Linked DNA regions of Homo sapiens: region 2 is linked to region 1. Evidence: chromatin contacts called from ENCODE Hi-C or POLR2A ChIA-PET data. All regions are on one chromosome and are shown on one strand. Each heading gives the region's core, a stretch centred on a gene start or an enhancer-like site at or near the end of the contact. The rest is flanking DNA. Distances are from core to core; before and after follow the strand shown.

The links. Hi-C counts contacts between places; a loop is a spot of excess contacts on that map. ChIA-PET counts read pairs that join two places held with the same protein, here RNA polymerase II (POLR2A). Pooled maps may share reads with other maps.
Region 2: a loop to region 1 is called in a map with no recorded cell type, with 2.1 times the contacts of the local background. The contact joins two enhancer-like sites. A Hi-C loop is called at or near these places in 1 of 168 maps with a recorded cell type or tissue (OCI-LY7), 1 of 37 single-sample maps with no recorded cell type and 2 of 50 pooled maps. POLR2A ChIA-PET finds 5 or more read pairs at or near these places in 2 of 52 experiments (K562 and OCI-LY7).

The regions. Positions count from the first base shown.
Region 1 is chr19:28,391,251-28,397,067 of GRCh38, forward strand. No RefSeq gene overlaps it. Among named protein-coding and RNA genes, the nearest start is that of ERVE-5, 210 kb to the right of the region's middle. RefSeq lists a silencer at 1-26. Within about 2 kb of position 2,966, at least 2 of the 41 ENCODE cell types and tissues checked have a DNase peak (open chromatin) inside an H3K27ac peak, as active enhancers do; they include OCI-LY7, where a contact is called at or near this core.
Region 2 is chr19:28,433,850-28,439,416 of GRCh38, forward strand. It overlaps the pseudogene LOC100420587. Among named protein-coding and RNA genes, the nearest start is that of ERVE-5, 170 kb to the right of the region's middle. Within about 2 kb of position 2,687, at least 5 of the 41 ENCODE cell types and tissues checked have a DNase peak (open chromatin) inside an H3K27ac peak, as active enhancers do; they include OCI-LY7, where a contact is called at or near this core.

The sequences.
Region 1 (5,817 bases), core at 1,716-4,215:
AAATCTGCTGGAATTATTTATTTTTTCCAAAATAAACTTTCTAAATGATGAAAGATTTAAATACAAAAAAGAAACCATAAAAGCACTAGAAAAAAACATAAGGGAGTGTATTTATTGTCTGAGAAAAAAAGACATTAGTTTTCACATCAAAACTAAAAATGAGGAAGAAAAATGCTGACAAATTTGATTATGTTATAAATTTTAAATTTCTGAATAGCAAAAATCAAAATTAAAAAAAGAGAGAGCTGTAAAATATTTACAGACGCATAGAAGCCTTACTACACAAACGTGTTTGCAAATCAAAAACAAAAGGCATTAACAGAAGAGAGAATAAAATAGCCAAAACCAAAAATTATGGTGAATGGCACGCACATTGGAAGATATAAAATTAAAACACAATCCAATGCTATGTTTCATATATCAGATTATGTTTTACCTTCTTTAAATCTGTCATTGTAAACAAAGATATGGTAACTAAAGTCAACCTGAAAGGAAGAAGCTGGGGTGCAAAATAATATTTATTTATATGAGATGGAATTTCACTCTTGTCGCCTAGGCTGGAGTGCAATGGCGTGATCTTGGTTCACTGCAACCTCCACCTCCTGGGTTCAAGCGATTCTCCTGCCTCAGCCTCCCGAGTAGCTGGGATTACAGGCACCTGCCACCACACCAGGCTGATTTTTGTATTTTTAGTAGAGATGGGGTTTCACCAGGTTGGACAGGCTGGTCTCAAGTCCCTTACCTCAGGTGATTCACACACCTTGGCCTCCCAAAATGCTGGGATTATGGGCGTGGGTCACAGCACCCCGCCCCAAAATAGTATTTAAAGAATTTACTGGAGCCAACGTGAGGACACCTGCCCGGGACACACTTCCCAGGTGCCTTGGGGAGTGTTTGGTCTGCCTCTTTCACAAGGTTTTTGAAGTCAAGGGGAACAGGGGGTGGGCTGGTACAAAGTTGTTTGACAGGAGTTCTCACTGGTTTAGAGAGATAACATTAATTAGAGATTGACTCTACATTGTTGACCTATAGGGTATGAGTTAAGGTGTCCTCCTAGGGCATTTTATGGCTATGGGGTGTCAGTTAGTTTAGAGCCCATAGAGGAAGTGGCTTCAAGAGATAATTACTTAGCTCCAGGGGTGATGGCTGTTGCATTTTAAATTCCTCTCTGGGTCTAAACATTTAAAGGGGCTCACATTTCTCACATAAAATGGTTTTTTGTTTTGTTTTGTTTTTTTGTTTCTTTCTCACTAAAGGCATCCCTGAACAGCAATTTGGCTGGATCTGTTAATATTTTAAAGTTTATCCTTTGGCCTAGCATTCCCATCTATAGCTATTTCACCCCGTAGAAACACCAAGTGCAAAAATATGCCAGGCTGGCCAGCCACAGTGGCTCACGCCTGTAATCCCAGCACTTTGGGAGGCCGAGGCAGGCAGATCACCTGGGGTCAGGAGTTTGAGACCAGCCTGGCTAATAAGGTGAAACACTATCTCTACTAAAAATACAAAAATTAGCTGGGCTTGATGGTGGGTGCCTGTAATCTCAGCACTTTGGGAAGCCGAGGTGGGCAGATCACTTGAGGTCAGTAGTTGGAGACCAGCCTGGCCAATATGGTGAAACCTCATCTCTACGAAAACGACAAAAATTAGCCCGGCCTGGTGGCACCCACTTGTAATCCCAGCTATTCGGGAGGCTGAGGCAGGAGAATCACTTGAACCTGGGGGGCGGAGGTTGCAGTGAGCCGAGATTGCGCCACTGCACTCCAGCCTGGGCTACAGAGTGAGATTATGTCTCAAAAAAAAAAAAAAAAAAAAAAAGAAAAAAAAAAAGCCCAGGCATGGTGGTGAGCACCCATAGCCCCAGCTCCTCAGAGGAGGCTGAGGTTGGAGGATTGCTTGAGCCCAGGAGTGTGAATCAAGCTGGGCAACATAGCAAGACCCCATCTCTAAAATAAACAAATTAATTACTTAACTAATTAATTAAATATATATCCAATTGGATGTTTATTGCAGTGAAGTAATAGTAAAACAATTAGAAAAATCTAAATACCCATCAACAGATTTTGATCAACTTATCTGTGAATGATGATAATATTTAATATTAGGGTACCTATATTTAAAATCATATAAACCTTAAATATGTTACCTCAGTGACTGTGTCATAGAATACAAATATAAAAGCTTTTTTTACTACCTTTTAAACTTTATGTTGAGGCCTCATCTCTAGAATCCAGAATATACAAAATGTTGCTAAGAGATTAAAGGCAACTGCCAACCTTAAAGAATGAAGTTCAGAAGATATGATTAAGGGTGGAGTTTATTTGGGCACACAGCTTGAGGATGCCCGTCTGGGAGACGCCGACCCCAAATGAATAGGGAGAGCTGGTGTTTGTTTCACTTCTAAAGCCAGAGACAGAAACATCGGTGAGATCAGGACACTTTCCACAGGATAACAGGGCAGAGCTGGAGCAAACTGATCAGTCACATATTGTTCCATTCCAAGGAAGATGACTCCACTCCAGGAAGAGGGTTAGTGACCTAAGGGGGTCTTGACACTGTTGGGTTATAATTATTTACGAGCAGAAAAAAGCGGAAGCCGCAGCTGCATTCCACGTGACTCTGCTGCATAGCCATGTTCCTCACAAGGCTCAGAATAAGGTAAAATTCCAATAACTTTAAGTTTAAATTATTTTAAGTTTGAATTATGTGATATCACAAAACCAAAATACTTCACCCCAAAATATGTGTCTTAGGCATATTCTGAGCTGGCTGTTCAGAGGGCCTGCAAACACAAGGAGCCCTGCAAAGCTGTCTTTTGTGGGGCAGATTTGCACCTGCAGAGGAAATAAAGGGAAGTAAACAACAGATGTGAAAGGCTTTCTCCGAAGTCCTCCTTGTCAAGGTCCAGGAAAGATTAACTGAGAGGCTGACACCTTTAAAGGTCTTGCAGAGAAACATTTACCAGAAGCTGCCACCCACCCCCTTTGAGGGCTGCCACCTGAGAGGCTCCAGCTGTGTACCAAGACTGCCTCTGCTAACCAGGCCTCTTCTCCTCTTCTCTCTCTCCCGTATCCTTTTTGCCATGATCCAAGCCCCTATTTTCTGTATATTCAAGAGGGCTAAAAGCATCAACCATCTTGACATTTGTTTGAGTCTTTATATTTTGTATGACTCCCAAGCCCATATGAATGCTAATAAAATGTTTACACCTTTTTCCCCTGGTAATCTGTGCATTACATTTATCTTACAGACTCAAATTACCAAAACTTCAGGAACAAAGTTAAATGTTCCTTCAAAATATAAGACTAGGAAATCAGAGTTGGGAGAGAAATTAGAGTTCATCTATCCTCTCACCTCCTTTTTCATATGGAAATTTATGACTCAGAGAGGGGGAGTAACTTTCTTAAAATCATGCAGCAAAAGACAAGGTACAAGATCTCAAGTTTTCTGACTTCCAGTTAAGCATTTTGCTCCCAGAATTTTCTCAGACTCCAGAAAATGATAAGCCCTTGCAGGGCTGGTCCTTTGTCTCATCTCCCTTTTCTCCTCTATGATCCACACAGTGCAATGCACAGAGCAGAGCCTCAACGAGCAGGTGACAGAAGGAAATTTAATCAGTGGTTAAAGTTAAGCACTTGGCTGAGCCTCACCAGTGGGTGTGCTTGGTCTGTCAGCACACAGGACTTCCCCTTATGGCTCCTCTGCCCTGATGCCATGAAAAACAGATCAGGTCCCATAAATCGTGAGGAGTACATCCCCTCAGCAAGGTGACTGGAGTCACACGGTTCACTCCTTCAGAGCAAAGATCTTCCCGTCTCATAAAGCAAATTCCATAAGGGGCCTTAAGAAGACTTTGTATGTAATTTGCTGAACCTTAAGCCCAACATTTGAACTATTTTCCATGGAGACCTGTCTGTTACGCGCCTGGTGCGGAGCACTGCCTGGATTTCAGAAATCCACCCCGGTCCTGTGCTTTCTCACCAGAGCAAGACCCAGCCTGGAGGCTCCATGACTCCTGATGCCATTTTTCTCTCTCATTCTCTAAGAAACAGATCCTGAAACAAAAATTCATGAATAAAAAATGTATCTGGGCCCAGGCGCAATGGCTCACACCTGTAATCCCAGCACTTCGGGAGGCCAAGGCAGGTGGATTGCTTGAGGTCAGGAGTTCAAGACGAGCCTTACCAAAATGGTGAAATCCTGCCTCTACTAAAAATACAAAAATTAGCTGGGTGTGGTGGCAGGCGCCTGTAATCTCAGAACCCAGGAGGCAGAGGTTGCAGTGAGCTGAGATCGCACCACTGTACCCCAGCCTGAGCAACAGAGCAAGACTCTGTCTCAGAAAAAAAAAAAAAAGTATCTGGAAGGTGATCCCAGGAAACACAGGTAAGGGAATAGAAGAGTGAGATGGGGCCAGGTGCAGTGGCTCATGCCTGTAATCCCAAAGCTTTGGGAGGCTGAGGTGGGAGGATTGCTTGAGCCAAGAATTCGAGACCATCCTGGACAACATAGAAAGACCCCATCTCTACAAAAAAAAAATTCTAAAAAAATTAGCCAGGTGGTGGTGCACACCTGTAGTCCCAGCTACATGGGAGATCGAGGTGGAAGGACTGCTTGAGCACAAGAGTTTGTGCCAAGAGCTATGATTGTGCCACTGAACTCCAGCCTGGGAAACAGAGTGAGACCCTGTCTCTTAAAAAAAAAAAAAAAGTGAATAGAAAGGCTGGGTGTGATGGCTCACGCCTGTACTCCCAGCACTTTGAGAGGCTGAAGTGGCAGATCACTTAAGCCCAGGAGTTGGAGACAAGCCTGGGCAACATAGTGAGATTCCATCTGGACAGAAAATTAAAAAAAAAATAGCCCTGTGTGGTGGCATGCAGCTGTAGTCCCAGCTGCTTGAGAGGCTGAAGTGGGTGGATCACTTGAGCCTGGAAAGGTCAAGGCCACAGTGAGCTACAGTCATGCCACTGCACTCCAGCCTGGGTGACAGCTAGACCCTCTCTCAAAAAATAGTCATCATAATGAATAAGAGGATTGCAGGAGGTAACAGTAAAGGATGGATTATCAAGCTAATTACCAATGTGGGCAACTGGAACTTGATCCTTCTGAGGCAGGAGGTGCAACCTGACTCCAGAAGCGGGACTAGGACGCCAGAACAAACTGAGGACTGTCTGAAACAGGAACTGCGCAGATGTAGCTTTCCATAAGACACGCCCACTAGTGAGCCGCGTCAGTTTACTGTTGCCATGGCAACACTGGGACGTTACAGTCCCTTTCCATGGCAATGATCTGATGACCCTGAAGTTACCACCCTCATCCTAGAGATGTCTGCATAGAGATGTCCTTTAATTTGCATATAATTACAGGTGGGATAAACGTGGCTGCAGAACTGTCCTGAGCTGCTCCTCCAGGCACACAGCCTGTGGGGTGGCTCCGCTCTGCGAGGAGCAGTCCCCCTGCTGCTGCACACAGCCGCTTCAAGAAAAGTTGCTGTCCAACACCACCGGCTCGCCCTCAAATTCTTTGCTGGGAGAAGCCAAGAATTCTCCCAGGATAAGCTCCAATTTGGGGCTCACCTGCCCTGCATCACTTCTGGGCATAGAACACACTCTTTGGAGTTAGCTCCCATGAGGACAGAGGGGCTGGGACATTTGTACTGACTCAAGGCAGCCTCCCATCATGGGCTGTCCATGGAGGCAGGGAAGATTATCTTGTTTATCAGATCTTCCAACGTGCAACAAAAAGATCCCGGGGTAGTTGGAAGTCTACACTACACTACACTACAGTGATAAGACCCAGGGAGGGATGAGTGAGGCA
Region 2 (5,567 bases), core at 1,437-3,936, 42 kb after region 1:
GGGTGTGAGGAGGCGAGGTGATAAAAGGATTACAGGGTGGAGGAGCGGAAGCTGAGGAGGAATTGGGACCTAGCTCAGCCTGGAGAGGAGGGGAGAGGTCAGATGGGTCTGTAGAAAAGGAAGATTAGAAAGACTCAGCGACACTTGGGGTTGGGACTGAGGGGACAGGTGGGAGGGAAAGAAGGAAGATTTGGGACGAGTTGCATTGGGAACAGAGACTAGGGAGGGACCAATGTGTAAAAGAATGCCTGGACGTCAGCACCTCAGACTGTTTGCCTATTTTACGACAAGAATTATTTAGATCTTGTAGGATGGAAAAATTGAAAGTGCTGTTTTCCGGCTATTCGGAACTACTGCCAAGTTTGTATTGGGATCAAGCGGCATTGCAGAAGAAAATAAGGCATTTAGGTTTTAGGTCAGGTGTGAGTTGAAGAGGTTTTAAGTTCTTGAGAACACAGGCTAAGGGAGAAGAAGGAGGAATGGAGGGTGGAAGGTTGCCCATAGTGAAGGAAGCAAGGCTAGAGAAAAGAGAGAGTAGAGACATGGAGGGAAGGGGTTCGGGGGTTCTTACCCTCCAGAAAAGTGGGAAAGAGGTGGGGGTGCAGAAATAAGGGGTTGGGGTGCAGAGATAAGAGGTCAGGGCACAGAAATAAGGGATCAGGGCACAGAGATAAGAGGTCGGGCTGTGGAAATAAGGGGTTCTTGCCTCTCCCCCAGAAAAGCGGGACTTGCCTCTAAGGGTGAAGGAGAAGGGGTTGAGAGGTTCTTGCCCCTCTCCCAGAAAAGCGGGACTTGCTGCTGACGGTGAAGGACAAGGGTTTGAGGGGTTCTTGCCCCTCCCCCAGAAAAGTGAGACTTGCTGCTAACAGTGAAGGACAAGATGTTGAGGGGTTCTTGCCCCTCCCCCAGAAAAGTGGGACTTGCCATTAAGGGTGAAGGAGAAGGGGTTGAGGGGTTCTTGCCCCTCCCCCAGAAAAGCAGAGAAGAGGTAGAGACATGGAGAGAAGGGGTTGGGGTTCTTGCCCCTCCCCCAGAAAAGCAGGACTTGCCACTAAGGGTGAAGGACCAAGGCAGGCGTCCCTGTGTGGTCCGACACCTCTGAAACGTGGGTGAATAATCAGAGAGGCATCCCTGCAATGATTAACACCAAGGGAAGGCTGCCTTCCCAGGCCGTGACCGGCGCCGGAGTTTTGGGTCCACAGATAAAACGTGTCTCCTTTGTCTCTACCAGAAAATGAAACGAATTGAAATTAAGAGAAGGGAGAGATTGAAGTGTGGCACCAAGATTGAAAAGAGAAAGAGGTTGAGGGATATTGAGGGAGGTTGGAGAAGAGAGTAAAAAGAGGCTGCTTTCCAGATTTGAAATTGGTGAGATGTTTCTTGGGCTGCTTGGTCTGAGGACCTGAGGTCGTAGGTGGATCTTTCTCATGGAGCAAAGAGCAGGAGGACAGGGGATTGATCTCCCGAGGGAGGTCCCCCTATCCGAGCCACAGCACCAAATTTCATGCGAGTCCCTGTGAAGAGACCACCAAACAGGCTTTGTGTGAGCAACAAGGCTGTTTATTTCACCTGGGTGCAGGCAGGCTGAGTCCGAAAAGAGAGTTAGTGAAGGGAGATAGGGGTGGGGCCATTTTATAGGATTTGGGTAGGTAAAGGAAAATTACAGTCAAAGGGGGGTTGTTCTCTGGCAGGCAGGAGTGGGGGTCACAACGTGCTCAGTAGGGGAGCTCTTGAGCCAGGATGAGCCAGGAGAAGGAATTTCACAAGACAATGCCATCAGTTAAGGCAGGAACCAGCCATCTGGATGTGTACGTGCAGGTCACAGGGGATATGATGGCCTAGTTTGAGCTCAGAGGCCTGACACCCTCCTATGCCTTGCCTGGCCCCTGACTGCCTAGGGACCTGCAGTCTATCTGGTCCTCTGTAAAGCTCTTTTTAGTTCCGTGTAAAACAGCAGGAGAGTAAAATTGGGGTCCAGATGAAACAGAACTATTCAGGCTGATATCCAAGAAGCGCCCTGGCTCCTTAACGTGTTTTCCTTTTCATTGGCCTCTTAGGACTCAGGTTTGCCAAGGCTCAGAAGCAAGAGCCAGGAGTGAATATTGCACATAACAGCGGTGAACCTGGCCTGCTTCTGAGTGTGCAAAAGCCCTTTACACAGGATTTCCTGAGGTCAGCCCAAGCCCAGGCTCCTCACCCTCCCAGAATGCCTCAGCTAGCTGGCAAAACATTGTAAGTGGAAGTAGAGATTTGTCCAGTGTCAAAAATCATTTCACACAATAGCAAGACACACCCTGGGTGGAAGTCACTGCTACAGAAACTGTGCCCTTCCTCCAGTCTTCATCTCGGCACATCTGTGACCACAAACGCTGTCTGTCTAAATTCACATCTTGTTCAATTTTAGATTCATAGTTTTCTCTACTCAAATACTTTACGCTTGTAAGACATGTTGTGTGGAAGTGGGTTAAACTTGTCTTTTAACATCACCAATAACCATCTTCTACATTTTTTTCAGTCATTAATTTGATATCTTCACTAAAAGAAATGCCAGTAATTTGAGGGTTTTCAGAGTAAAGTGCCTTGAGCTCCCCCAGACAGAGAAGAAGCAGAGGTGTCACTGTTATTATTCTGAGCTGATAGGAAACACATCATGGATTGGAGGCAAGGAATCAGCCACCACCTGCCCGGCACGCACATAGAGCAGGTGTTGGCTATAATTGCCTCTAGACTTCCTGCCATGGTCAGTTGAAAGTCAAACCTGTAAATGCTGCCTGACTGCAATAGAACTGGAGTCCACAGACATTTCTGCAACACTGCCTGGTGAAAATATACTGACTGGGTGGGATGAGATGGAGGGCGCGTATGGAGCAGACACGACTGGAATAGCAACCAACAGGCTGTCAGTCTTCACTGCCTTTTCTCGTCTTCCATTTTTTTTGATTCTATGACCAAAAGAGATGACAGACCTGTAAGAAAATGGATTTGGTCATTTCCGGAAGAAGCTTTTTCTTTGATCTGTCTGAGAGCAGGTCAGTAGAAGGTATTTTTGTTAACCTGGATCCTCACCATGGATATTTCCTGAGCTTCTACATGGCAGTTCTATGTTTTAAAGTTCCCTTTGCCGTGGCAGCACAACTGCACACCAGACAGTCACCCTTCTTCCTGAGAGCCACTGTGATTTCACTTCAGGCTCAAGGTGTCCTCAGCAGATCTGAGGGAGGACTAAAACAGATATACACGCTTTGCTTTTCTGCATCACCACCGTTCACAGACTCCCAGGAGCTCCTGCAGTCAGTAGAAAGGAGATCATTCAAGTGGCTTTCACCTAGTACCAAACCCACACAGCCTTCAGACCCAGCCCCTCCAATCTCCCGACCTCCTGGGCACCATCCCTGGCCAACCTGGTCCAGAATGGCCTCCGTCCTCTAGAGGCCCCAGGCACCAAGATCCACACCCTCTATTCCAGAGCATTCTTGGCTTCAAGTTAGGTCCTATTTATCAAACATTTGTCTAGAGAGCAGCCCCAGCACATAAGTGTGTGTGAACCGCAGAGTAGAGGCATGGCCCCTGCTCACTGTCCCCTCTGACTCTGGGCCTGGGTAAGACTGGGCTCCCCAAAAGCAATATAAGTGTACCAGGAATTTTCTATGGTGCTCCTGGGAGAAGTAGGAAGGAGGAGGGAGACGGAGAAATCAAGTAGGGGTGTGATTCAAGCCCCATTCTTGCTTGCACCTGCAGCGTGACTCCCAGTGTGAGCTGAACCTTAGAGCTTGTCCGGACTTGAATCAAAGCAACGAGCCTCAGGTATTGGTGTGGGTCAAGATGGGGAGACATAAACTCCCTGGAGCATCACTTCCAGCTTTCTGCACCTGTGAACAAAGCCCAAAGGTGGGTCACTGAGGAGAGACACAGGTATGGTATTAGTTGCTGAAGAACACAGATGCTGAGGAGTGGTCCTGGGTGGGAGGGGTTGGGCGGAGCAAACACCAGCTTCACGGCCACCTTCATAGGCCAGTCTCCTGCCAGGGGCACGAGACGCTCCAAGGAGCCAGAAATCAGAGCTTTCATTTCCTTTGTGACTCTACCAGGTACTCACAGAAGCAGGAAGGGAGAGGCATTGTTTAAAAAAGCAAACACTTATATAGCACTTACTATATGCCAGGCAATGTTCCAAGCATTTTATAAGCACTAATTCACTTAGTTTCTCAATGTCTCAATTTCCTTATAGGTAAAGTCAAGCTAATAATATTAGCTACTTCACAGGCTTGCAGGGAAGCTAAATAGCCTATGTAAGGTTACAGAGATGATCTGCCAAGAGTTGAACCTGGGCAGTCCAGCTCTGAATCTAAATGCTTAACCAAACCATTAAAATGAGTGCAGGCTCATAGGACCAGACAGACACAGGTGCAAGTCCCGGTTTATGTCAATAAAACTGCATATCATCCACAATGGTTGAACACTCCCACCAACAGTGCAAAAGCGTTCCTATTTCTCCACAGCCTCACTAGCAGCTATTGATTCCTGACTTTTTAATAATCACTATTCTAACTGGTGTGAGATGATTCCTCAAGGATCTAGAACCAGAAATACCATTTGACCCAGAAATCCCATTACTGGGTATATATACCCAAAGGATTATAAATCATGCTACTATATAAACATTCTACTATAAAGACACATGCACATGTATGTTTATAGCAGCACTATTTACAATAGCAAAGACTTAGAACCAACCCAAATGCCCATCAATGATAGACTGGATAAAGAAAATGTGGCACATATACACCATGGAATACTATATAGCCATAAAAATATGAGTTCATGTCCTTTGCAGGGACATTGGTGAAGCTGTAAGCCATCATTCTCAGCAAACTAACAGAGAAAACCAAACACCGCACGTTCTCACTCATAAGTGGGAGCTGAACAATGAGAACACATGGACACAGGGAGGGGGGCATCACACACCAGGGCCTGTTGGGGGTGGGGGGCAAGGGGAGGAAGAGCATTAGGACAAATACCTAATGCATGCGAGGCTTAAAACCTAGATAACAGGTTGATAGGGGCAGCAAACCACCATGGCACATGTATACTTATGTAACAAATCTGCATGTTCTGCACATGTATCCCAGAACTTAAAGTAAAATAAAATAAAAAATTTAAAAAACTGCATATCATCTCTGAGTCTTCACTTTCCTGTTTTTGAAATTGGTTTTTCTTAAAAAACAAAAAAGCCACTAATACCTGTATCTGTGTAAGAAATGTCCAGCAGGTGCTGAAGCCTTGCTGGGAACTCAGTAACTCTCAGGGATCATTACAAAAATCCTCGGTAAAATTGACTGCCTGCAATCTTTGATACAGCAATGCCTGTCCCCAGTAGCTTCCAGTGGCAGATGTGTTATGTGTGTGCATATGAAAAAACTAAACATGTAAAAAAACCCAAATCCAGGCCACCCAGTACATTCATATGGCATTACCCAGGTCTACACCCCTGGGGACAGTCGGCCATGCCTGGAGACATTCTAGGTTGTCACTGCTGAGGGAAGGGTGCTGCTGGCATCTCATGCGTA